3 separate regions of the Homo sapiens genome follow, and regions 1 and 2 are each linked to region 3. Evidence: chromatin loops called from intact Hi-C (ENCODE). Cell type or tissue: CD14-positive monocyte. All regions are shown on one strand. Each heading gives the region's core, and the rest is flanking DNA. Links, peaks and the distances in the headings are about the cores only.

Region 1 (8,559 bases), core at 2,486-6,485, 52 kb before region 3:
TTTACTTCGATTTTTTAGAATACAATTTTCCATTAGAAATATAAACATATATCAGAAAATAAGCTTATTTAAAATGCAGTGTTAAAATTAGGCTTGATGAAAACAATTTATTATTGCATGAAACAAATAAGCAAACAAACAAGCATGTTCTAGCATCCATATGTTCTTTGTATCTATGAACTCTTAATGGAAAAGTTGGCAGAATTAATTTTTTAGAAATTGTTTGTAATTACTTTTATTATTTATTTATATTGAGTTTATTTCCAAGAGTATTTAAGAGAGTAATTTATTCATAACACTATAACAAAATTATAAGAAGTATCATCATCATAACAATCAAAAGTTCTCTCTCAACTCATTGCAAAGCTCTGTATAATTACAAGACCATTCTTATCCATTGGTTACCAATCCATTGACCTGATTGTTAAAAAGAGCCTCGTACCTCCACTGTGCCTCTCGCCACGTGATCTTTGCAGACACCGTCTCCCTTTCACCTTCTACCATGAGTAGAAACAGCCTGAGGCCCTAACCAGATGCAAATGTCCAATCTTGAACTTTTCCAGACATCAGAATTGTGAGCCAAGTAAACCTTTCTTTCTTTATAAATTACCCAGGCTCAGGTATTCCTTTATAGCTACACAAAACAGACTACAATACATAGCATTTACATTGTATTAGGTATTTGAAGTAATCTAGAGAGGATTTAAAGCGTATGGGAAGATGTGGGTAGATTATATGTAAATGTTGTATCCCTTTATATCAAGAACTTGAGTATCCAGTGACTTTGGTACCCATGAGTGTCCTGGAACAATCCCCTATGGATACTGAGGGAACAATTGCTCTTGAATAATAAAAAAGTAAATTTTTAATGAAATTTTTATTGATCAAATTTAAAATATAGTAATAATTGAGTATAACTTTTGTGTAACATACGTCTACTAATGAGAATACAATTCTTTTGTGGGGATAATATTTTATTTAATTGGGGTTCAAAATTAGTGTTTCCTATGATCAAAATTGATTGCACATGTTTATCTGTTAATGTTGATTTGTAAAATGTGTATGATATTTTATCTATTTCATCTTGGAAAATGTGCTTTTAGACAGACACGTGTTTATTTTTAGCATCTGACTTTAACTGAGCTTATTTATCACTTGGAAATAATTTATATAAGAATTCTATTATGTTTTTTCCTGATATTTGCATTTTAGGATGTGATTACATCTCAGATTATTAACTTCAAGTTGAGTACTAGGCAGAAGCTCCTGAATTATATATTTAAATGGATTTTTTGAAACATAGAAATTTCCTTCATACTTGTACCATGTTTGGAAAATGTTACTTGAACTGTAGTAGGGGGTCAAAAGATACATGCACTATGTATTTTTGTAGGAATGAAGATCTTGCTCTTTATTTTAACCTTTGACAGAATGGGACATGTATAAAGCAGCTTAACATTACTGGTGATTTAAACAATGTTAGTTTTTGTCAAAATGTCTTCACTGAAGTATAAATTTCTCATGTAGTGCTATTTGACCTTGCAATGTTAGGGTGAGTTTATGAAGAAACATTTTCAAGTCTGCAGCAAAGGCTAACTTCCAAAGCCATTCGGTTTTTCATAATAGTGATTGAGAATCCTTCTTGCAGAAAAAAATCAATCTTGGTCCTGGGCTTAAAAAAAAATCACAGTTAAACTTTCTTACTGCTAAACCATCAAATTCCTGGGTGGTAGGGCAAGTCGGAATATTTAGCTTCTATTTTTGACCAAATAAAATCATGGAACTGATCATGGTTAGCTCAAAAGAGCACGTGAAATTTATACTACTAGTTCAAAAGCACATGGTAGATTAATTTATTTTCTGCAAAGCACCTGTTGGTGAATAATATAATAAATAATCACCAGCTGTAAACACTGTATTTTCACAAACTTTCTAAATTTGTTCAACTAAATGTTTTTCTTCCCCATATGTATTTTTAACACTATCAGTTTTAACATATCTTAGCAAATTTCCTTCCAGATTTTATTGAATTAGTGTTCTCTCATGCTCTTTGAAAATATTCTTGTCTGTAGTTACTACATGCAGACTATTCATAGAGGCTAATTCTTCCATCACTTTAAACTCAGCATTGTGTCCTTGAATAAATAACAACCAAGTGGTATCTCTGACATCCATCAGTTCATGAAGAGCCAAGGAAAACTATTCAAAATCATTTGCCTTTTATTTTAATTGACCATTGATGCTGCTCTTAATGTCCTCAACTTTTTGAGCAAGTGTTCTCACCCAGAGGCTAATAGTCTTAAGTAAATTTATTTTCTCTGGACACATTTCTTTGCAATTGTGTCAAACACAATTTAATTACATCACCACTAGTAAACAGGTTTCCTTGCATGGCTAACAAATAAAACCTTTTTGGTTTTCAGTTTGTTTATTTTTGTGAAGAAATTCTGCTATATATTTTGTCTTAACTTTTCTGATTTTCCTCATTGCTGCTCTCCCACAAGCTGGAGATACTGTGACGAGTGCTAGCTCCAGTAATGTTGAAGTATGTTGTATTATTTTAGCACAGCTAAAAGTCTTTGCATAATAAACATGATGCTTTGCCATCTAATTTCACTCAACTGTTCCTTAAACGTGTAACACTCAAAGTCTACTTTTGCTTTGTTTTCTTGTTTTGACATGATTTGCACTGGTCATATTTAACTGGACTTTAAAATAAAATGTCACAGGACAGTAACATATATGACACTTGAAAATCAGTTGAGTTATGACTATGACATTGTTATTAGTACTGTACTTAACAGCAATGTGAAGTGAATGGGGCACCACCTACAGATTCTGTCACAGCTACTCAGCTCTGCCATTGTAATGGGAAGGCAGCCATAGACAATATGGAAATTAATGAGTGTGGTTGTGTTTCGAGAAATTTCATTTATGGACACTAAAATTTGACTTTTGCATAATTTTTATGTGACACAAAATATCATTCTTCTTTTGACTTTTAAAAAATTATTTAAAAATGTAAAACCCATTCTTGTTTCACAGGCCATATAAAGGCAGGTGGCAGGCTGAATTTGATCCTGGGGCCACAATTTGCCAATCCCCAGTTTAGAGTTTTGAAATATGCACGTAGATGCTATGTCATCTGTTGAGCATGATTTGACAAGTTCAAAAATGCCACATTTTCTGTGTGTTAGATGACAAAGTTGGAAGCTCTTGTCTCCAACAAGCATTAATCATCATGCATTTTATTAAAAAATGGATACTCAGGCCGGGTGCGGTGGCTCACGCCTGTAATCCCAGTACTTTGGGAGGCTGAGGCGGGCAGATCACGAGGTCAAGAGATAGAGACCCACTCTGGAAAACATGGTGAAACCCCGTCTCTACTAAAAATACAAAAAAATTAGCTGGGCGTGGTGGTGCAAGCCTGTAGTCCCAGCTACTTGGGAGGCTGAGGCAGGAGAGTCACTTGAACCTGGGAGGTGGAGATTGCAGTGAACCGAGATGGCGCCACTGCACTCCAGCCTGGCGACAGAGCCAGACTCCGTCTCAAAAAAAAAAAAAAAAAAAAAAAAAAGGATACTCTGTGCCATTAACACATGGCGAGTTTAAACATTGCTAAAAGGTGAAACTAAGTGATTGCCAGGGGCACTTCCAATACTGAGATTCTATGATTTCATGTGGATTTATTTTTCTTGAATATCTGGTTGAGATTCTGGGGCCAAAACCAATGATATGTGGGATATAGAAAGTAAATACTTGTCTCAAAAATTTAAAGAGAAAAAAAGGTAGACAATATGTACTTTGGATTACATTACATGTAGTAGGTATTGTATCATAGTGAAGTAACTATTAGGATACATTAGAGGACTGGAGAGGAGTCCTGGAAATGATGATAAAAAGTACTTCACAGAAGAAAAGATGATGCCATTCAGATATTTAAAATCACTTCGTCCTAAATTTGGACACAACCAGTGCAAACAGAAATATAATAAAGTTACATATGTGTCAAATCAGTCAACACGCTGTCACATTAATCTTAGGTGGTTGGGTAGAATTAACCTGAGACATGTCTGTTGAGAATCAACAACACCATACAAAATAATAAAGATGGCGCTTCAGTTTACTGTCTCCTGAACTAGAAGAGTATCTGATGTAGTTATCTGGAGACATAATTTATGAGATTTAAACTGTATATAACACATTGAAGGTGAATGCGTTGTTTGTGATTTGGGGAGACTGTAGATAACTCATTGTTCATTACGAGACTGATGGGAGTATTCCAAACTCTAACAGTCTACCTACAAGGCAGCTATTATTGCTCCATTTCACAGAAACACATCTAAAGCTTAGAGAGGTTAGGTGACTTGATCAAGTTCATGTGGTAAGAGATTGGGCTTGGATCCAAAACTTCTCTTTCCGCTATCTGTTATTTAAAAATTTCCTTTCTTGCCGGGCATGGTGGCTCATGCCTGTAATCCTAGCACTTTGGGAGGCCGAGGCGGGCGGATTGCCTGAGCTCAGGAGTTTGAGACCAGCCTGGGCAACAAGGTGAAACCCCGTCTCTACTAAAATACAAAAAATTAGCCGGGTGTGGCAGCGTGTGCCTGTAGTCCCAGCTATTCAGGAGCTGAGCTGAGATTGCTCACTGCTCTCCAGCCCGGGCCACAGAGTGAGACTCTGTCTCTAAAAACAAAAAAAAAAAAACAAAAAAACAAAAAAAAATTTTTTTGCTTCACCTTTATTTTGGTTTGTGTGTATAAAATTCAGTTATTTCATTGGATAACAGAGTTTCCATTTTATGGACTTCATTGGATAACAAAGTTTCCATTTGATAACAAAGCATTTTTTATTATCAACAAAATAAAAATGTTTGTTTATTATTTATTAACAAAGTTTCCATTTGATAATAAAGTTTCCATTGGATAATAAAGCATGAGGCATTTATCCTTTTATGTCAAGATGACTCATGAAATGATAAATGCCTCATGCTTTATTCCCTCCTCCTCCAACTTCCTCATCCTCCTCCTACCTCCCACATATTCATTAATGCATTGCATTCATGAAGGTAAAAGTAGTTTTAACAATATGAACTCCTGAGTCACTATGCCAATCAAATATAATAGCTATATGTCAAATAGAGTTTTCTTTTCTTAGTGTTGGTAATAGAATAAGCCTGGTTCAATGCACATCATTGGTTTATTCATTTTGATTAAGTTTATTGGTTTCTTTCAAGACTTTTTTTGTGCTTAGATTACTATATTATTGAGATTAATTTCATACTTCAATGTGGTAGAAAGAATAATGGTTTCCCAAAATATAGCCACATCTTAATCTCTAAAAGTTTTGAATACGTTTTTGTAGGAGAGAAAAATTTAAAAATTCTTCTCACTCATCACAAGGTTCATGGCCGACATCCCTAAAATGAAAGACAAATTAACAAGAGAAAAGTACAAGAAATTTACTTAACAAAAGTTTTATGGGGCTGGGTGCCTGTAATCCCAGCACTTTGGGAGGCTGAGGCGGGCGGATCACCTGAGGTCAGGAGTTCGAGACTAGCCTCGCCAACATGGTCAAACCCCATCTCTACTAAAAATACAAAAATTAGCCAGGCATGGTGGTACACCCCTATAATCCCACCTACTCAAGAGGCTGAGGCAGGAGAATCACTTGAACCTGGGAGGCGGAGGTTGCAGTGAGCAGAGATTGTGCCATTGCACTCCGGCCTGGATGACAAAAAAAAAAAAAAAATTATGGGAACGGGAGCCTTCAGAAAAGACCCCCAAACTCAGGGAAAACTGTATATTTGTATGCTTAGGTTTGATGAAGATTGAAAAGTCAGGTACTTTGGGAGGCTGAGGTGGGTGGATCACTTGAGGTCAGGAGTTTAAGAGCAGGCTGGCCAACATGGTGAAACCCCATCTCTACGCAAAATACAAAAATTAGCCGGGGGTGGTGGAGGGCACCTGCAATCCCAGCTACTTGGGAGGCTGAGGCAGGAGAATCATTTGAACCTGGGAGGTGGAAGTTGCAGTGAGCTGAGATTGCACCACTGCACTCCAGCCTAGGTGACAATAGTGAGACTCCATCTCAAAAAAAAAAAAAAAAAAAAGAAAGAGAAGTCTTGTAGAAGTATGACTGGACAAAACGGGGGGTTGACCTAATGGTAATAAACTGAGGGAAATTTAGCAAGGCTTCTTTGCTCAGATTCTCCTTGGCCTCCAGGTATAGGGCAGGACCCCTCTGGAATGAGGATCTTATAACCTACTATCAGGAGAGGTAGGTAAAACAAATTCTTTCTATGGCCTCAGGGAAGAAAGGCAGAGAAGGTCAGAGAATGACCTTTCTGCTTCTGCAGTTTTCTCAATTTCTTTCCGCTTAAAATACTCAGTATGCCAAAGTGCCATATTTTGGGGTAGCATTTCCTGCACTCATCATTACCTTACACAGGAAGATGCCCTTTGTAGATGTGATCAAATTCAAGATCTTGAAATGGGGAGATAATCCTAAATGATCTGGTTGGGCCCAATGTCATCACAAGGGAACTTATAAGAGGGAGGCAGGAAGATGAGAGGCAGATAAGAGGTGTGGCAATCAATGGAAGTGGAAGTCGAAGTGATGAAATTTGCATGTAGAGGGAGGGGCTGCTAGCCAAGGAATGAGGGTGGCCTGTGGAAGCTGGAAAGGTGAAGAAACAAATTCTCTCCTAGAACCTTCAGGGGAGATCAGCACTGCCAACACCTTAATTTGGGCCCAGTGACACCCACTTCAGATTCCTGATCTCCAGAACTATAAAATAATAAATTAATGTTTTCAGCTACAAAGTTTGTAGTAATCTGTTACAGTAGCTAATACATTTACCATTCATATGTATGGTACTTGGTAGGATAAGTACCAAGCTAATACATTTACCGTATCCTCTTACAAGCAAATTTCACTGAGACCGAGCAATATTGCACCAAAACATTGTAGCTAGTATGCTGTTGTCTCAGACAAAATGATGTGTTTTTGGTAATGACTTCGATGAATTTTGGAGTCATATTTCAAATAGAAACTTCAGGAAGTAACAGCATCTAATTCTCCTAATTACCACTACTTTGTAGGAGACAAGTGGTTTGTCATTTTTTCAGATCATGCATGTCTTCTGCATTATATTTCAACCATCATCCTTGAAGCAGTGATATAGCAGACCCAAGTTAAGTGTTTCCCGTGATGAAACTTCTTCCAAGGTTGACATATACCCCTGAACACAACTTTAAAACCACAGAGTGCCAACCTTTATGTAAGAAATAGTCACATCCTGGCCAGGAGGGGTGGCTCACGCCTATAATCTCAGCACTTTGAGAGGCCAAGGCAGGCAGATTACCTGAGCTCAGGAGTTCGAGACCAGCCTGGTCAACATGGTGAAACCCTGTCTCTACTAAAAATACAAAAATTAGCCTGGTGTGGTGGCATGTGCCTGTAAGCCCAGCTATTCAGGAGGCTGAGGCAGGAGAATTGCTTGAACCCAGGAGACGGAGGTTGCAGTGAGCCAAGATCGTGCCACTGCCTTCCAGCCTGGGTGTGACAGAGTGAGACTCTATCTCAAAAAAAAAAAAAAAAAAAAAAAGTCACATCTGTGGGACAATCTTTAGGAAAATTACAAAGCAAATACAGTGGTTTTGATTTCAAAAGTTTTTAATAATGGACTACTATAAAACAAATATGGAATCTCTATATTAGTATAAATATAAAATTTTGAATAATCAGAGTACACTCACATTTTAAATTAAATGGTTTCAAATTGTTTGAAATTATAAGTAGTTTATATTTAATATTTGAACATCTTAGTTTAGACCTCATTGCATATCTGGTAAGGATTTTTCTAAATTCAGTTGTGAAGAAATGAACTAATGTAAAATTTCTATAAAATCATAAAGGACAGAGCCAGTTAGTACATTAATATTATCTAAGATAACATTAATAATTCCTATTGTACATTGAATGGTGGGTAGGTTCTAAGCACACCTAAGTTCGAGGCTCACTACTTTTCTCCAGATTTACAGAAGACACAGTGGAGGCAGAGGAAAGTTAAATAATTCATTCAAGCTCTTATACAGAAAATGTGGTGGAGCAAGAGTTAGTACATGGAACCTTGATATAGAATGGGTTACCAACATTTAATGACTATGTGCCTTAGATACTATTTTTTTTCAATTTTAATAAAGAAATACAAGTTAACACTTGAAAATTATTTTTAAAAAATCAGAGTACAAAATGACATGCAATAAAAATTAATAATTTCCTGACTCATGCTTTTTTCTCATTCCCATATTTACTTCTTAGAATTACACCTTTTTTTTTTTTTTTTTTTTTGGAGACAGGGTCTTACTCTCCTGCTCAGGCTGGAGTGCAGTGGTGTGACCACAGTCCACAGCTGACTGCAGCCTTGACCTCCCTGGGCTCAGTTGATCCTCCCACCTCAGCCTCCTGAATAGCTGGGAGCACAGGCTTGCACCACCACGGTCAGCTAATTTTTCTATTTTTCGTAGAGATGGGGTTTTGCTATGTTTCCCAGGC
Region 2 (8,559 bases), core at 1,831-5,830, 270 kb before region 3:
AAGTGAAAGTCTGTTTTTTGTTTGTTTGTTTATCTCATGCATTTGAAAAAAGTCCAAAGACGATATAGGCTTTAGTTAATTTTCAATAGGGGCTCCTTTTCTCTGGCTCTCTTTTAGGTTTGCTCATCTCTGTACATGAAACTTAAGCCCAGCTGACTCCTCTTATAGTAGCAAAAAATAGGCAGGCTTCATGTCCTCAAACCACAGAGAACTTGAATTTTCACAATATTTTCTGGAATTCAGCTGGATCTGTGATTCTCATACATCTACTACTGAACCAGTTACTAGGTCATGCCGATAATTTGAGCTGAATGGCCAAGCCTCAGCAAGTCTTCAGAATTGAATTCACACATCCAAAAGCCACATGGATTCTCAAAATCAGAAATCAGAAGCTGTGGGAAGTTATAACAAAGCAATAAATTTGGGTAAAAATTAAGTAAAGCCACCATAATATTCAAAAAGGAGAAATTGAAGACATAGTAAAGCAGGAATTATTTTTAAAAAGGAAGACCCTGTAATTGAAAAGAAATAAATTAGTAGTAAAGAAAGATTATGTAGCAGAAGGATACACTATATTACAATATATTAATTTACTCATTCATTAACAATCTAGACAATATTTTACATTAATCTTCACCTGCCTATGTCTCCAAAGTCAACCTGCTCTGCTTAGAAATAGACTTCTCTCAGATTTTGTTTTAATGAAAATTTTACTAATATAGTTGTAAGTTCACATACAGTTGTTTAAAAAAAGATAATACAGAGATCTGCATGTAAGCTTTACCCAGTTTCCCCTAATCATAATATTTTTTTTTGGTAACCCTATAGAAGAATATAGCAACCAGAATACTGACATAGATATAATCACCATTTTTTTCAGATTTTGCAACTAGCTAAAAGACAATGAAATTGATAAATTCTAAACACAACTTAGAAAGGGAAAGCACAATGTTAAGTGGAGAAATTTTTGTCTGATAGCATCTATGGCTTTTGAAGAAAAATGGCCATCTTCAGATAGTGAAATATAAGAGGAAAATATTTGGAGAAAGAGGATTGTGGTAAATAAGACTGAGAAATATCAGGATTATTCAAAACAATACTTGCATATGTAGTATCCCACATCCAGACACTAATGACCTTTTATTTGCAGTTTGTACGTCTGTTGTGCTTTTCTAGGAACTAACTTGAGAGCATATGATTATATAAAAGCAATGTGACAGCATTTTGGAGTAAGCTGGCTTTAAATCAAGGTGATCAGAACAGAAATTATTTCCAAATTTCCATTATTTGTTAGTTACTTATAGTTACTTTGCCTTAGTTAAAATATGTTTAACAATCTATAACAATTTTATTAAAATTAACTTTTATTTTAGCATCAAAAGAAGAACAAAGAACAAAAAACTAAAATTCTACTATGAATCAAGTTTGGCAAAACGATTCTTTAGAGAAAAAAAAAAGTGACAACTGCAGGGTGCGGTGTCTCATGCTTATAACCCCAGCGCTTTGGGAGGCTGAGGTGGGAAGTTCACCTGAAGTCAGGAGTTTGAGACCAGCCTGGCCAACATGGCGAAACCTCATCTTTATTAAAAATACAAAAGTTAGCTGGCCGTGGTGGCACGTGCCTATAGTCACAGCTACTTGGGAGGCTGAGGCAGGAGAATCACTTGAACCCAGGAGGCGGAGATTGCAGTGAGTCGAGATCGTGCCACTGCACTCCAGCCTGAGCAACAGAGTGAGACTCCAAAAAAAAAAAAAAAAAAAAAAGTGACAACCAACAAGTACCATTTTTTCATCCACTGTAGTAGTAAATACTGCAGAAAGTTTCATGTTGTTTCCTCAAAGCACCTGTAATGCACTACATATTCTAGGCCTTCGATAGAATATACAGAATATATATATATATATATATATATAAAATAGAATATATAGAATGATTTGGATAGAAATTATAGAAAACTTTCATCTTTGGTTTAACACTATACCAAATAGATATTGTAAATGCAGAATGACTCCATGAATTCAACTGAAATCACTGCTTACAGTGATTCATTCAGGTACTTTGAAGAAGCAATATAAAATTTTTTTCTATAAAATATGAAACTAATTTTTAACAAAGTATTATCTCTACATGGAAGGTAGAACAAAAGAACTTATAACTTATCAAGTTGTACACTCTCCAAATTTCATATTTTTATATTTCTAAATTAATTTTATTCACTCAAATACTTTTATTATTTTTAACTTTTACAGAAAAAGTCTTGCTCTGTCATCCAAGCTAGAGTGCAGTGGCCCAATCATGGCTTACTGCAGCCTAGAACTCCTGGGCTCAAACAATCCTCCCACCTCAGCCTCCTGAGTAGCTGGGACTACAGTCATGCACCATTACACCCAGGTAGTTGTTTAAAAATTTTTTTGTAGAGACAATCTCTGTTGCCCAGGCTGGTCTTGAACTCCCGGCCTCAAGCAATCCTCCTGCCTCAGCCTCTCAAAGTGTTGGGATTATAGGTGTGAGCCTGACAAAAAAGTTTTATTGAGACCTATTAGGTGACTTGCACTGACCTAAATTCTGGGAATCTATTGACAAAAAAAAAAAAAGATACAGTCCCCTTCACCTCATAAGCTTTCATTATGTATAGAGGAAAAAAGCAAAAATTGGGGGGGAAAAAACTTTCTTCCAAACTTTCTTAAACTTAAAGCAATATTTGAGTAAAACTTCATATCTCATGACTAGGATATACTCTTCTATTAATATCATGTAATCATTTTTATCTTAGTCTCACTCAGATACCAACTGGGTTCACAAAGCTCTTTAAGGGACATGTCACTGTTTCAAACCTCATTCTGTAGGATTTCTGGGATTTTCAGGAAGCCTTAGAACACTGTAAGCAGTGATTTCAGTTGAATTTGTGGAGTCATTCTGCACTTACAGTATCTATTTGGTATAGTGTTGAACCAAAGATGAAAGTCTTCTCCTATGATTTCTATCCAAAAATCATTTAGGAATGTAGAAGATTTAACTGAAGATGGGGAAGACACAGAGCAAACTTCACATTTAAGCAAAGCATCTATGCGAGCTAAATGCTGCATCCACTTATTTTAAAAGTCCTTTGGTGACCCTAATAGCTGTGATTTTTTTTTCCCTGTGAACCATTTTATCCAATTTTAAACTCCACCTTACGCCTCCTCTCTGGCCTTTCCTTCCTCATTCCATTCTCTTCTTTGTCCACCCCTTCTGTATAATCCCCATGTTGTTTACTCTTTAGCCTGTTTTCGAAATTTGACCTACTTTTGCATAATTCAAACAAACCTAATTCAATATTATCCTTGCTCCCTAAACTATGGCATCAAACAGCCAATTTCCTCCTCCATTATTACATGAGGAGATACTTATTACAGTTCTGTAATAAATATTAAAATAGTTATTTCAGCATACTTCTGGGTGAAACAAGTAAAACTACATGTTAATATTACTACAGAGAGACAAAGTGACAGAGGCAATGGAAAGAGGAAATTACCCTCTAGACAAGACATTTAAAAATAGACACATGAAAGACATCAGATGATGGTGAAATAAGGTCACATTTGCCCTATCATAACCCCTGTCACTCCACTGTTTTATGGGCATTGTGTCCATTAAGTGAGATGTGAGGATAGGAAGGCATCAGTCATACTGGCTGGCAGCTCCTCAGATGTAGGAGGTGAAGAAATTACAGCACAATCTCAGAGAAAACAGGAAGAGGTGAGAGTAAGACTACTAAGTTAGGGTTCGGTGTGGTTGCAAACAACAGAAAACACAACAAACAATGACTAAAGGATGGGGTGATATCCTTCAAATAAGAATCATCCTGCTGCTCTAGAAGAGCATGCTTCTACGTTACTTTACCATTTTCTAGCACATGAGGCATCCTCAGGTACACAAGAAGACTACTAAACTTCTGTGCATCCCAAAAAAGAAAAAAGTTTGCAAGGTGATGGTAAAATCTTCTTCTTTACCTGGCTTTGCCTTTTTACCTGGCAAGGGAAGGAGGGCAGTGCTCCCTGATAATTTTTTTATCAAAATCTCAGCTCAGAAATTTGTCAGATGGTCAGTCTGACTTACAAGAGGTGTAATCTCTAGTGTTTTTCCCCCTCATTAAAATTTGTAAAGAAGTCAAGGGAGAAGGAGTTTGGAATGGAAATTGAGAGTCGACCTACAATATCAGTTACAACTAGGGTGAAGATGAATAAGAATTCCTCACTGCTTCTAAGATCCTAGAAAAAACAAGCACAGAGAAATGTTAAGAGGCTCATAAGAAAGGCAAATCCACCTCAAAGATTCACATGATTATTCAGGATATCACTGATAATATTAAAATATCAGTAATATCAACTGAAATGAGAGATTTTTCCCACTGAAATTATTTGAAAAGCTCCCAATATTTATATGTTATCTACCCAATTATTGATAAATATGTACGTGTGTGTATTGGTGTTTGTATGTGTGTGTGTATGAAAAGAGAGAAGGAGGAGAAAAAGAAGAAAGGAGGAGGAGGAAGAAAAGAGGAAGAGAAGGGGGAGGAAGAAGTTATCACTCCAAGGTAGAATTTTTTTTTTAACTTAGTGACAAGAGAAACCTGGACTGTATTTTAAATATTTTCAAAAGTATTACGAAATAAGAACATGAAACTGGGCTGTATTCCATATAAAAAGTTAATCTGGGTAACATGAAAGAATTAATGGATAATGATTTTACATAAATAAGCACATTGGCTCTCACCTACAGCAGACTTGATCACACATTTTTTGGTTAAGTAACTTCATTTAAAAAAATAAGACAAAAGCAAGCATAAGCCAACTAAAATTAGTAGATGGAAGGAAGTAGTAAAGATCAGAGCAGAAATAGATGAAATAGAGATGCAAAGGCAATATAAAAGATTGATAAAATGAAAAGTTTTTTGAAAAGAAATAAAATTGATAAACCACTAGCTAGACTAATAAAAAAGGGATGAGAGAGAAAAGAAGACCCAAATAAACAAAATTGGGAAAGAAAAAGAAAATGTTATAACTGATACCACAAAAATACAAAAGATCAGAGACAAAAACAACTATATACTTGAAAAACTGGAAAATCCAAAGGAAATGTGTAAATTTTTGGACACATACAACCTACCAAGATTGATTCAGAAAGAAATAGAAAGCATGAACAGACCAATAATGAGCAATGAGATTGAATCAGCAATAGAAATTTCCTAACAAAGAATAGCCCAGTCCAGTTTACACACTGCCAAATTCTACTAAACTTACAAAGAAGAACTAACACCAATTATCTTCAAACTATTTCAAAAGATTGAAGCAGAAGGAATTCTTTCTAACTCATTCTATGATGACAGCATTACTTCAAAACCAAAACTTGACAAGGATGCAAAAGAAGAAAGTTACAGGTCAATGTCACTGAGGAACATAGATCCAAAAATCCTTACAATACTAGCAAATCCAATCCAATGGTGCATCAAAAAGATAACACACCATGGTCAAGTGGGATTTATCTCAGGGATGTAGAGATGGTTCAGTATACACAAATCAATAAATGTGATACATCATATCAACAGAATGAAGAACAAAAATCATATGATCATCTCAATACACACAGAAGAAACATTTGATAAAATTCAACCACCCTTCATAAAAATTCTCAACAGGCTAGGCATAGAAGGAAAACATGTCCACATAATAAAGGCTATATATGACTAATGTAATGTTATCATAATACTGAACAGGGAAATGTTGAAAGCCTTTCTTCTAAGAGCTGGAACACAACAAAGCTGCCCAATTTTACCAGATCTGTTCAACATAGTACTGAAAGTCCTAGCCAGAACAATAGGCAAGACAAATACATAAAAAGCATACAAATTGGAAAAGAGGAAGTAAAATTGTCCCCCTTTGCAGATGATGTAATCTTCTATCTAGAGAAACCTAGAGACTCCACCTAAAGACTCTAAGATCTGAAAGCTAAATTCAGTAAAGTTGTAGGATACAAAATCAACATACAAAATGCAGTAGCATTTTCTATACACCAATAATGAACTAAGAAAGAAACCAAGAAGGCAATCTCATTTACAGTAGCTACAAATAAAGTAAAATACTAGGAATAAATTTCACTAAAGTGAAAGACCACTAAAAAGAAAACTACAAAACACTGATGAAAGAAATTGAAGAGGACACAAACAAATGGAAAGATATTCTATGCTTATGGATCAGAATACTGTTACAATTATCATATTGCTCAAAGCAATCTACAGATTCAATTTAATCGTTATCAAAATATTAATGTCATTTTTCACAGAAATAGAAAAAACTATCCTAAAATTCATATGGAACCAACAAAGACCCCAAATACCCAAAGCAATCCTAAGCAAAAAGAACAAAACTGGAGGCATCATACTGCCTTACTTCAAAATATATTAGAAAGCTATAGTAATCAAAACACCAGGGTACCAGCACAAAAACAGACACATGGACCAATGCAACAGAATAGAGAATCCAGAAATAAATCCACATATTTACAGACAATTGATTTTGACAAAGGTCTCAAGAACATACATTGGAGAAAGGATATTCTTGTCCAGAAATGATGCTGCGAAAATTGGATATTTGTAGGCAGAGGAAAGAAACTGGACCCCTATCTCTTTCCACATACAAAAATCAGCCCAAAATAGGTTAAAGACTTAAATGTAAGACCTGAAACTATATAACTACCAGAAGGAAGCTTAGGGAAAACACTTTAAGAATTAGTCTAGGCAAAGGTTTCATGTATATGACTTCAAAAGAACAGGCAACAATAAAAAAATAGACAAATGATACTAAATTAAACTAAAACCTTCCTGCACAGCAAAGAAAACAATGAACACAGTGAAGAGACAACCTGTTGAATAGAGACAAATATTTGTAAACTATTTATCTGAGAAGCCACTAGTGTCTAGAATATACAAGGAACTCAACTCAACAGGAAAACCAACAAATAATCCCAGTAGACAATTCTCAAAAGATGACATACAAACAGCCAACAAGTATATGAAAAAATGCTTAAACTAATGATCAGAGAACTTAAAATCAAAACCACAATGTGACATCATCTCAGCCCAGCTAGGATGGCTATTATCAAAAAAACAAAAAATAACAGATGCTGGTGAGGATGTGAAAAAAAGCGGGGAACTCTTAAACACTTTGGTGGGAATGTAAATTACTATCATTATGGAAAATGGTGTGGAGATTTCTCAAAAAACTAAAAATAGAACTACCACATGATCCAGCAATCCCACTAGTGGGTATTTATCCAAAGGGAAAAAAGTCAATATATCAAAAAGATACCTGTACCCCCACATTTGTTGCAGCACTATTCATAATAGCAAAGATATAGAATCTAATGTAATGATGATCACAATTTAGCCTTGGTACTTATACAGTGTGTATTTGGTCTTAAATTCAGTGTACTGAAATTAAGCATTCATGCTGGATCTTTTCAAGCTGTGTTTTGGAAGAGTCAGTGAGATATGTATGAATAAATGGATGCTGCAGTGGTTATGCTTTTTTAGTTAACAAGTTGGATTTTATTTAATAAGAGCAGTTATGTGATTATTATTGTTGTTGTCACTGCAAGTATAGGAAGTAAAGTTGGCATTTATTAATATTTAAATATATGTATATATTGCTTTATGTCATTGCATCAAATACATAATTGATTGTAGGAAGCCCCATTTTCCTATATACCACTAAGAAAAATGCTTCCAATTAAACTATGACAGAATGCTTTATCACTTACAGTGATTATACTTGTTAGAAGAGTTATTTTAGACTTCTTTAGATAGATTTTTATTGTATATTACTTTTGTGTATACGTAAAATGAATATAGTAGCAAAATAAATGAGTAAAGGCATTTCCAAAGTTCTTTGCATTTAAAGCCTGCTCTTCTAAATCAAAGTTTGATTGAGCATCACCAGTGTCTATGACTTTCCACACACAACTCTCCTTTGCAAAATCAATGTCGGTGTCATGCACTTTCCTTAAAAGAATACTCCCCCACGGTCTGGAGAATTTTCTTCCATGACCCGGTTCCTCATACCATAAATATTCGTGTTGACTTTCTGAATCTCACACTAAAGTTCCAAAGGAGAGTTTTCAGACTAATTTCATGCAGGTAATTACAACTGTTTCATTACTGCAACCTAGCAGACAGCAATTTGTAAGTTGTTTTCCATCATTAGAAGAATCCTGACTTCAAAGAGCTTAAAATGTAAAAAAAAAAAAAAAAAAAAAAGTGCATCTGAGAGTGCATGAAATATGAAAAATATATTTTCTTATTTGGTACAATTATATTTAAGAAGTACATCAAAATTGGCCCCAAAGTGATTTTTTATAGCTACCTAATGCCTAAAAATAAACAGATATAATGGAAATATTGAATGTTATTTTGTAAAAATAATCCTCTGCTTGAAGGAGTTCCAAGTTTTTCAGTTCATGAAAAAGTTTCATGTTTCAATTGAGACATATTTCAAATGTCAAATAATAATGGTACACCCACA
Region 3 (8,559 bases), core at 1,699-5,698:
ATAAATATATATTAATATATTTATATTTTAAAAGTTTAGTTATATATTTATATTTATATTATAAATATATTTTATATATTTAAACATATATATTTATAAAATATATGTAGATATACATCTATATATATAAAGCAAAAATAAAAATAAAACAAGAGAAACAAGAGAAAGGAAGAAGCCTAGAGCTCACCACAACAAACAAGAGACAGAAGAGGAAATGGTAACAATTTTTAAAGTTCCCAAAAGAAAACATACCTACTTTTAATCAGATCTTCTCCATTTTCCCTTTCAGCAATGTTCCATTTGGCTGGGCAGCTTCCTAACTGATTGCATATGCCACCTCCTCTGTAACTTTCCTTAAATTATCCCTGGTTTGAATATATTTTGGAAACTTTCAGTAAATGAAAACATTTTTTTCCTCTTTTTGAGTAATTTCTCCTATAACCTTAAAATTTAAGGATTTTAAAAACTGCTTTTAATTGCAAATAAATAGCTTATAACTTATATTGTGTATAAATATTTGATAGTTATTACATTTATTCAATAGAGGTTGTTGACCGCTTATTATGTATGAGACTTGTTTTCAGTGCTGTGTTCCTGCCTGCTCTCAGTCAAGTGGCTAATAAACACCTTTACACAAACTATCAAGTAGCATTCACTGTAAAAAAAAAAAGTAAGTAAACTATTTTACAAATAGTTTCAGACCTACAGAAAAGTTGAAAACAGTACCTGAACAAAGAGTTCCTGTATATCCTTCATTCAGTTTCCCCTGTTGTTAACCTTTTACATTACTATGGTACATTTATTACTACTAAGGAATCAAATATGTGTTCATTACTGTTAACTAAACTCCATACTTGATTGCATTTCATGAGTTTTTTCCTAATGTCTGTTTTTCTGCTTCAGGATACCACATTACATTTAATCATGTCTCCTCAGGCTCCTATTGGCTCTGATAGTTGCTCAGACTTTCTTTGTTTGTAATGACTTTGACTTTTTTTTTTTTTGAGACGGAGTCTTGCTCCTGTCGCCCATGCTGGAGTACAGTGGTGCAATCTCAGCTCACTGCAACTTCCGCCTCCTGGGATCAAGTGATTCTCCTGCTTCAGCAGCCTGAGTAGCTGGGACTACAGGTGCACCCCACCATGCCCAACTAATTTTTGTATTTTTAGTAGAAACAGGGTTTCACCATGTTGGCCAGGCTGGTCTTGAACTCCTGACCTCAAGTGATCAGCCTGCCTCAGCCTCCCAAAGTGCTGGGATTACAGGAGTGAGCCACTGTGCCTGACATTTTTTAGGAGTATTGGGGAGGTGTTTATAGAATGTCCTTCAATGCGTATTTGTCCAGTGTTTCATCAGAGTCGAACTGAGGTTACAGAGTTCTGAAGATAATGTCAGGGAAGTGAAGTGCCCTTCTCACAACAGTATATCACAGGGTGTTATGAGCTAGATGTTTGTGTCCCCTCAAAATTCATATTGAAATCCTAATAGAATAACCAATGTGACAGAATTAGGAGGTGGGGTGGTTGGGAGGGGATTAGCTCATGAGGGTGGAGCCCTCATGAATGGGATTAGTGCCCTTATAAAAGAGGCTCCAGAGAGCTGTTTAGCCCTTTTTCTGCCATTGTGCAGTCTGCAGTCTGGAAGAGAATCCTCAGCAGAACCTGACTGTGCCAGCACCATGATTTCAGACTTTCAGCCTCCAGAATTGTGAGAAGTAAATGTTTGTTTTTTAAGCCACCTAGTCTATGGTGATTTGTTATAGCAGCCCAAACTAAGACAGAGGATATGGCATCAAACTGCTGAATCACTGGTGATGTTAATCTTGATTAGTTGGTGAAGGTAATGTTTGTCAGTGTTCTCCACTGTAAAGTCACTGTTTTTCCCTTTCCATATTCTATTTACTAAATGATTCAGTGAGTCCATCCCATACTCAAGAGGGTGGGATGAGGAGTAATGAAGCTCCATCTCTGGGAGGAGGGCATATCTACATATATTATTTGGAATTCTTTTGTAAGGAAGATGTGTCTCTTCCATTTATTGATTTAATCAGCTATTTGTAGAATTGATATGGGTTTATTTATATTTTGGGTTAGACATCCAATATTATGTTATTGTCACTCCAATTGTTACACCTTTGGAGATTAGGGGCTCTTCCAAGTTGGCTCTTGTGTTCTTTAACATGTCCTCATCCTCTTATTTTTTGAGCAGTTCCTTACTTTTGGGTACCACACAATGCCCCAGGCTTACCATGTTTATTTCCTACCATAGTCCTATAACTTTTCCAATGAGCCCTGGTTCATTTTATTGGAGAATCGTATTAGAAATTGAGTGAATTGGCCAGGTGAGGTGGCTCATGCCTGTAATCCCAGCACTTTGGGAGGCTGAGGTGGGTGGATCACCTGAGGTCAGGAGTTCAAGACCAGCCTGGCCAACATGGCAAAACACCTTCTCTACTGAAAATACAAAAAATTAGCCAGGCGTGGTGGTGGATTCCTGTAATCCCAGCAATTTAGGAGGCTGAGGCAGGGAGAATTGCTTGAACCCGGGAGGCAGAGGTTGCAGTGAGCCAAGATCGCACCATTGCACTCCAGCCTGGGCAACAAGAGCAAAACTCCATCTCAAAAAAAAAAAAAAAAAAGAGTGAATTAGTCTTCACTATAACATTGTAAAGTTTCTGGTTTTGCCTTTGAAAGATTTCTTCCCCTAAGGGCCAAACTGTCTTGCACAGAAAGGAATATCTTTTTCTACTGTAAAATGCTCTTAAGACAGCTAAAGGAATTTTTAAAAGAGTAGTCAGAAAACTAACGGGTGTTTGGTTAGACATTCAATGGGAACAGTATTTATTATCTGAACAATTTAGAAAGATTAACGGGAAAATCATTATTAAAATATTCTTATCAACAAAGCAACTCTTGAAAACTCAAACCAAAGCTGTGTCTCCCAAATTAGTAAAACCTCAACCATCACTGAGCTTCTGAATCTCTTTTTTTTTTTTTTTTTTTGAGGCGGAGTTTCACTCTTGTTGCCCAGGCTAGAGTGCAATGGCACAATCTTGGCTCACCACAACCTCTGCCTCCCGGGTCCAAGAGATTCTCCTGCCTCAGCCTCCTGAGTAGCTGGGATTACAAGCATGTGCCACCATGACTGGCTAATTTTGTATTTTTAGCAGAGATGGGGTCTCTCCATGTTGGTCTGGCTGGTCTCAAACTCCTGACCTCAGGTGATCCACCTGCCTTGGCCTCCCACAGTGGTGGGATTACAGGCGTGAACCACCATGCCCAGCCACTTCTGAATCTTTTAATGGAATAAAGAACAATGCAAATGTGGAAAACAGGTATCTATTAGATGCTTTTCATTCATAAGTAATCTTTATTAAATTAATATTTAAAATTTTTGAATAATAATTATTGCTTCCACTTATTGAGAACTACTCACTCTGCTGACTACATACTTATTTTCTCATTTAATAATGCTCAAGAGATAGGATTTGATATGCACTATATTTATATTCCAAGAAGCCAAGACCATGTGCAAAAACCAAAGCAAAAACAACAAAAACTTTACCTTTCGTCTCATCCTAAATAATTAAAAGCAAAAGGTCAATATTAGATTTTAATCTTGCTCTTTTTTTTTTTAGAATTAGTTATATTTAAGAAACAAAAGGCAGGCAAAAGCTTGAAACAAAATACAACTATGGCACAATGCTTAAAAAGGGTCAAGCCCTACTCTTTCATCTTCTGATGAAAAAGCTGGAGTTCACCAATCTGGCAGCTTTCCCACATCACACTGCTGGTTAATGGCAGAATAAGAGTGGAACTCAAGGCTTTCGGTTCCCAGTTCAATGTACTTCCTCTAATCCAGTTCTCTGAGTCAACGTTTTGAGTCAATACCATATTGGAGAATAACTTGAAACCATCAGAACACAAGTGCAGAGCAAGGGAAGATACAGACCCTAAAAATGCTGTATACAGATTCACTCCACCTTCTCCTGGCTGTGAGAAGAAAGGCCTGTAATATCAATTTATACAGCATTGCCACAGTCAATGTGAGATGACTCTCTTCCTTCTCCCTACTTCCTTCCCTCCCTCCCTCCCTTCCTCCCTTCTTCCCTCCCTCCCTCCGTTCCTTCCTTCCTTCCCTCCTTCTTTTTTCCTTCTTTTTTCTTTTGTTGTCTCCTTTCTTCCTTTTATTTCTTCTCTTTTTTTTTCTTTTCTTCCTCTTTTATTTTTCTTCTTTCCCCCTTTTTTGTCCCTGGGAGCCAGGGACAGAGCAATAAAGAGCAGACTAAATTCTCAAAGAAGGCTGGTAACTATTGCTCTTCTCTGCTAGTTCTGCTGTGTGGGGTGTGTGTGTGTGTGTGTGTGTGTGTGTGTATATGTGAGTGACAGAGAGAGAGAGTGAGAGAGAAACAGAGACAGACAGAGATAGAGCAAACTGAGGTGAAGGGCTAGGTTTTTCGGTTTTTAATATTTAATCCATTATGAATTGGTATTGTTTTAAATACAATACAAATGAATTTTGTTACTAGAAAAATGAAATAACATGAAAAATAAGAGACTAGAAATATAATATTTGATACCTTCTTATTAGATTTAAAAGACATAATTTACCCAGTAAGTTTACTATAAAAATTTCTAAATGCTCTGGGTTTCTGTATTTACTTTATTTCTATATAAACAGTGAAAATCAGTTCCCACATTGGCATCAAGATGCAGGCAATGCTTTGTATTGTGTAGTTCTCAGCAGCAGCACAAACCATATTCAGCTTACACATGGTTTGCCTTCAGATTACAGTCATACCCACACCCCACCCCAAACCAATTAAATTAGAATCTTTAGGAATGGGGTCTAAATCTGGTTGTTGTTTGTTAGTTTGTTTTTATCAAATCTCCAGCTGATTCTAATGTGCCATCTTATAAGGACATGCTGTCATGACAGGAGGTCTGGAAAATGCCCCTTGCAGGCTCCTGATGTAAGTAAGCCCTCCAATGATGCCTCCAATGATTGGAGATGAATTTCGTTTTTTTTGAGACTGAGTCTGTCTCTGTCACCCAGGCTGGAGTATGGTGGCGTGATCTCAGCTCATGGCAACCTCCACCTCCCAGGTTCAAGCGATTCTTGTGCCTCAGCCTCCCAAGTAGCTGGGATTACAGGTGTCCGCCATCACGCCTGGCTAAGTTTTGTATTTTCAGTAGAGGCAGGGTTTCATCATGTTGGCCAAGCTGGTGTCAAACTCCTGACCTCAAGTGATCTGCCTGCTTTGGCCTCCCAGAGTGCTGGGATTACAGGTGTGAGCCACTGCGCCTACCTGGAGATGAATTTTCTTTAGTGAAGCAGGACCTGCGTGCTCCTGCTGTTTCTTAGATTCTCACTAAATCCATGGCCCTTTATTCTAGATAAACTTAACACGTGACAGGAAGTAGATATTAGGGTACTATTTGATTGCTGGGGTGAGTAGAGAGGTAGGGTATAAAAATGATGACCTTTTTAAATACTACTCATTATAGTTGTCAGGATCATTTACTTTTAGGAAATAGCAAACACATTTGAATCCCATTTTATTTAAAGTCAAACCAAAATGATGTCTAATTCCCATAATTAAAAATATTCTTTCGTTCACTCAACAAAAGCAGTAGCATAGGCACTAGAGATGCATTGGGCTGTTAGACGGTGCTGCTACCCTTGCAGGCTTAATGATCACTTTTAATTTTAGAGACAGGAGTGTTAATAACTTTGTTTTTAAGAAGTAATTCAATGTGAATTTGACCGATTAATTTTACTCAGACTCAGAGGGATTAGCAGATGCTAATGAGTCAAGACCATACAAGGATTGACTAAGTCCATTGAAAGACCAGGGTTTAACTTGTCCAGTACTAATCGCCCCTAGGCTTTCCTCCTGCAAAGCTACGTGAAAGCAGCCACAGTTGAGTAATTCAGGTCATGAACCTCGAAGTGGCCAAAAAGGTCACCTGCCTACCACAGCATGTAAGCTGTGATCTCAAGATCACTGATTATGCCAGGGGAGGGGCTGGTGCTACTCCAGCCATGAATGCTGCAGTACAAACCATGCCACTGACCTGCCATATTATATATCTGCAGCCATACAGTTTGGACCCCAGAATATTTCCTTCCCTAATGGTAAGTGCTTGGCTGATGGACCAGGGTTGGAGCTAAGATTTCGTCCATCATGTGGCTATGAGATCCCAGCCCCTGATTGTGCCAGAGGAGGGGCTGGTATTTCCCAGTCACTCAGTTTAAAGGTCTGAGGCTCTTCCTCTGGAGACTAGACTTTTGGGAGTCTCTGTGTACTGCCCTAGGATGTGACAGGTCACAAGAGAAGGGCACGCCTGCTTTTGCTCCTATCTTTGAGAATTTTTTGAAAATATAAATCTTATTCTGACAGCCTTGGCAGTGTGCTACCTGACTATTTGCTAGGTTTCTATGACATCTACCAACAGCAGGAAGCATAATGAGAGTATGCCTTGTGGACTAACTTTGCCAGAGAAACTAAGACCTTAGGAGATGTCAATCTAGGGGGCACTAGGAAAGGTTAGGGAGAATCCCCTTGTATAAGGAGTCCAGGAAAACTCTCCACAGCTAAAATTAGGGCTGTGTAATCTATCCACTTTCTGTTCTATGGAATTAGCAGGTATTACCCAATTCCATAGAAGTATGGCTTGGAGAGTTGCTAGCACATTGTGAGTACTGCCTTCCCTGGCTCATTCTTATGGGGAAAAAAATTATTAAGAAATAACCACATGCCAAAAACTGTAGAAGATAAGCACTAGGGATATGAAGATTAAAATAGAGTCTCTGTTATCAAGTAGCTAAGGCTGGTGAAGGAGACCGCTATGGACTAAACGTTTGTGTTTCCCTGAAATTCATATGCTGAAATCCTAACTCCCGATGTGATGTGATTAGGAGATGGGACCTTTGGGAGGTAATTAGTCATGAAGGTGGGGGATTAGATAAAATCCCTTCAGGAAGGGGATTAGATCTCCAGTAAAAGGAACCCCAGAGACCTCTCTTGTTCTCTTTCCCCAGCATGAGTATAAATGAGACGATGGCAGGCTGAGATCTGAAAAAGGGCCCTCACCAGAGCCTGACCATGCTGGCACCTTGGTCTCAGACTTCCAGCTTCCAGAACTGTGAGAAACAAATTTCTGTTGTTTATAAGCCACCCACTATGGTCTTTATTAGGATGGCCCTGACTAAAAGACCCACAGCTAAAATGCTATAATGCTGTAATGAGTTGTGCATAGAGTGCTCTGGAAGCACAGAGTATGAAATAGCGAACACTATTTGAGAAAAGTCCGGCCAGGTGCAGTGGCTCATGCCTGTAATCCCAGCTCTTTGGGAGGCTGAGGCGGGCGGATCACCTGGGGTCAGGAGTTTGAGACCAGCCTGGCCAACATGGAGAAACCCTGTCTCTACTAAAAATCCAAAAAAATTAGCTGGGCGTGGTGGTGGGTACCTGTAATCCCAGCCACTCAGGAGGCTGAGGCAGGAGAATCGCTTGAACCCAGGAGGTGGAGGTTGTAGTGAGATGAGATCATGCCGTTGTACTCCAGACTGGGTGACAAGAGCAGAGCTCCATCTAAAAAAAAAAAAAAAGAAAAAAAGAAAAGAGAAAAGTCCGAGGGGACTTCACATTCACAGAGGAAATGACATTTGCATGTGCCCAGAAATGTTGGGTTTTAAAAAGAAATCCTACTCTGGCAGTCTTGGTAGTGTGCTATTTGACTGTTTGCTAGGTTTCTATGACATCTACCAACAGCAGGAAGCATAAAGGGGTCATGACTATGGACTAACTTTGCCAGAGAGATCAAGACCTTAGGAGACCAAGGTCTCCTAAGAGAAACCGAGACCTTGTAGAATCCAAGACCTTCTACAACCCATTTGTGGAAACCTCATGCAGGAACCTCCAACCTTCACTCAGTTAAGATACTTCTGTTTCTAGCTGACATATGGAGCTTTTTTTGGAAGATTGGGCTCTACATACATGGTACCCTTGACATTTGCAAAGGAAACATTTTGAGACATCCAGAATCCCTAAATTCACAAAAACTAATTAAGATGTAGAGGCTGAACAGTCAGTCAGGCTTACTCACTGGCTAAGTACTTGCTTCTACACATGAGCCATGTAGCAGCACACATAGATGCATACAAACTCTCAAAGGTTGAAAGTACAAATGCGGTAAGTCTAGCATACTTTACAGACGGATCTTCCTAGGTGTTAGCAGGATCATTCCAGTGCTCCAGAGGGGCAGTGATACTGTGGGCCAGACAGTGAGAGAGTCATGATCTCTGCGAAGATGACCAGGGCAGGGCAGAGGAGCTTGCTGCATCCTTGGTTACTTAGAAGATACAGTACAAGTTACACAAAAGGAGGGTATTGGGGTCAGGCCTCATGTTACAAGACCTAATGGGCCATCATGGGCCAAAATAGATTTATTTCAGCTGGAAAGAATTAATGAATGTGTATCATTTATTGAATGCAGTCATTACGTTCCTGGCACAGTGCTAAGAGCAGCACAAATACATCAACATTCACTTGTC

What was found. Peaks named below come from ENCODE experiments on the same cell type or tissue, not always from the same donor. Only the 100,000 strongest peaks of a DNase experiment are listed, where the experiment ranks them.
Region 1: it touches region 3 in a loop (2.0-fold over the local background); 1 of 110 quality-filtered maps calls a loop at or near these places.
Region 2: a loop joins it to region 3, with 4 times the contacts of the local background. A loop is called at or near these places in 1 of 110 quality-filtered maps.

What each region holds. Positions count from the first base shown.
Region 1 is chr13:80,221,110-80,229,668 of GRCh38, reverse strand. No RefSeq gene overlaps it. Among named protein-coding and RNA genes, the nearest start is that of SPRY2, 120 kb to the left of the region's middle. In CD14-positive monocyte, for the core only: no CTCF peak of the experiment used is centred there; no DNase peak of the experiment used is centred there.
Region 2 is chr13:80,439,503-80,448,061 of GRCh38, reverse strand. No RefSeq gene overlaps it. Among named protein-coding and RNA genes, the nearest start is that of SPRY2, 100 kb to the right of the region's middle. In CD14-positive monocyte, for the core only: no CTCF peak of the experiment used is centred there; a DNase peak (open chromatin) is centred at 3,621; H3K4me3 peaks cover 619 bases; H3K27ac peaks cover 930 bases; H3K27me3 peaks cover 283 bases.
Region 3 is chr13:80,168,701-80,177,259 of GRCh38, reverse strand. No RefSeq gene overlaps it. Among named protein-coding and RNA genes, the nearest start is that of LINC01080, 160 kb to the right of the region's middle. In CD14-positive monocyte, for the core only: no CTCF peak of the experiment used is centred there; a DNase peak (open chromatin) is centred at 3,829; H3K4me3 peaks cover 370 bases.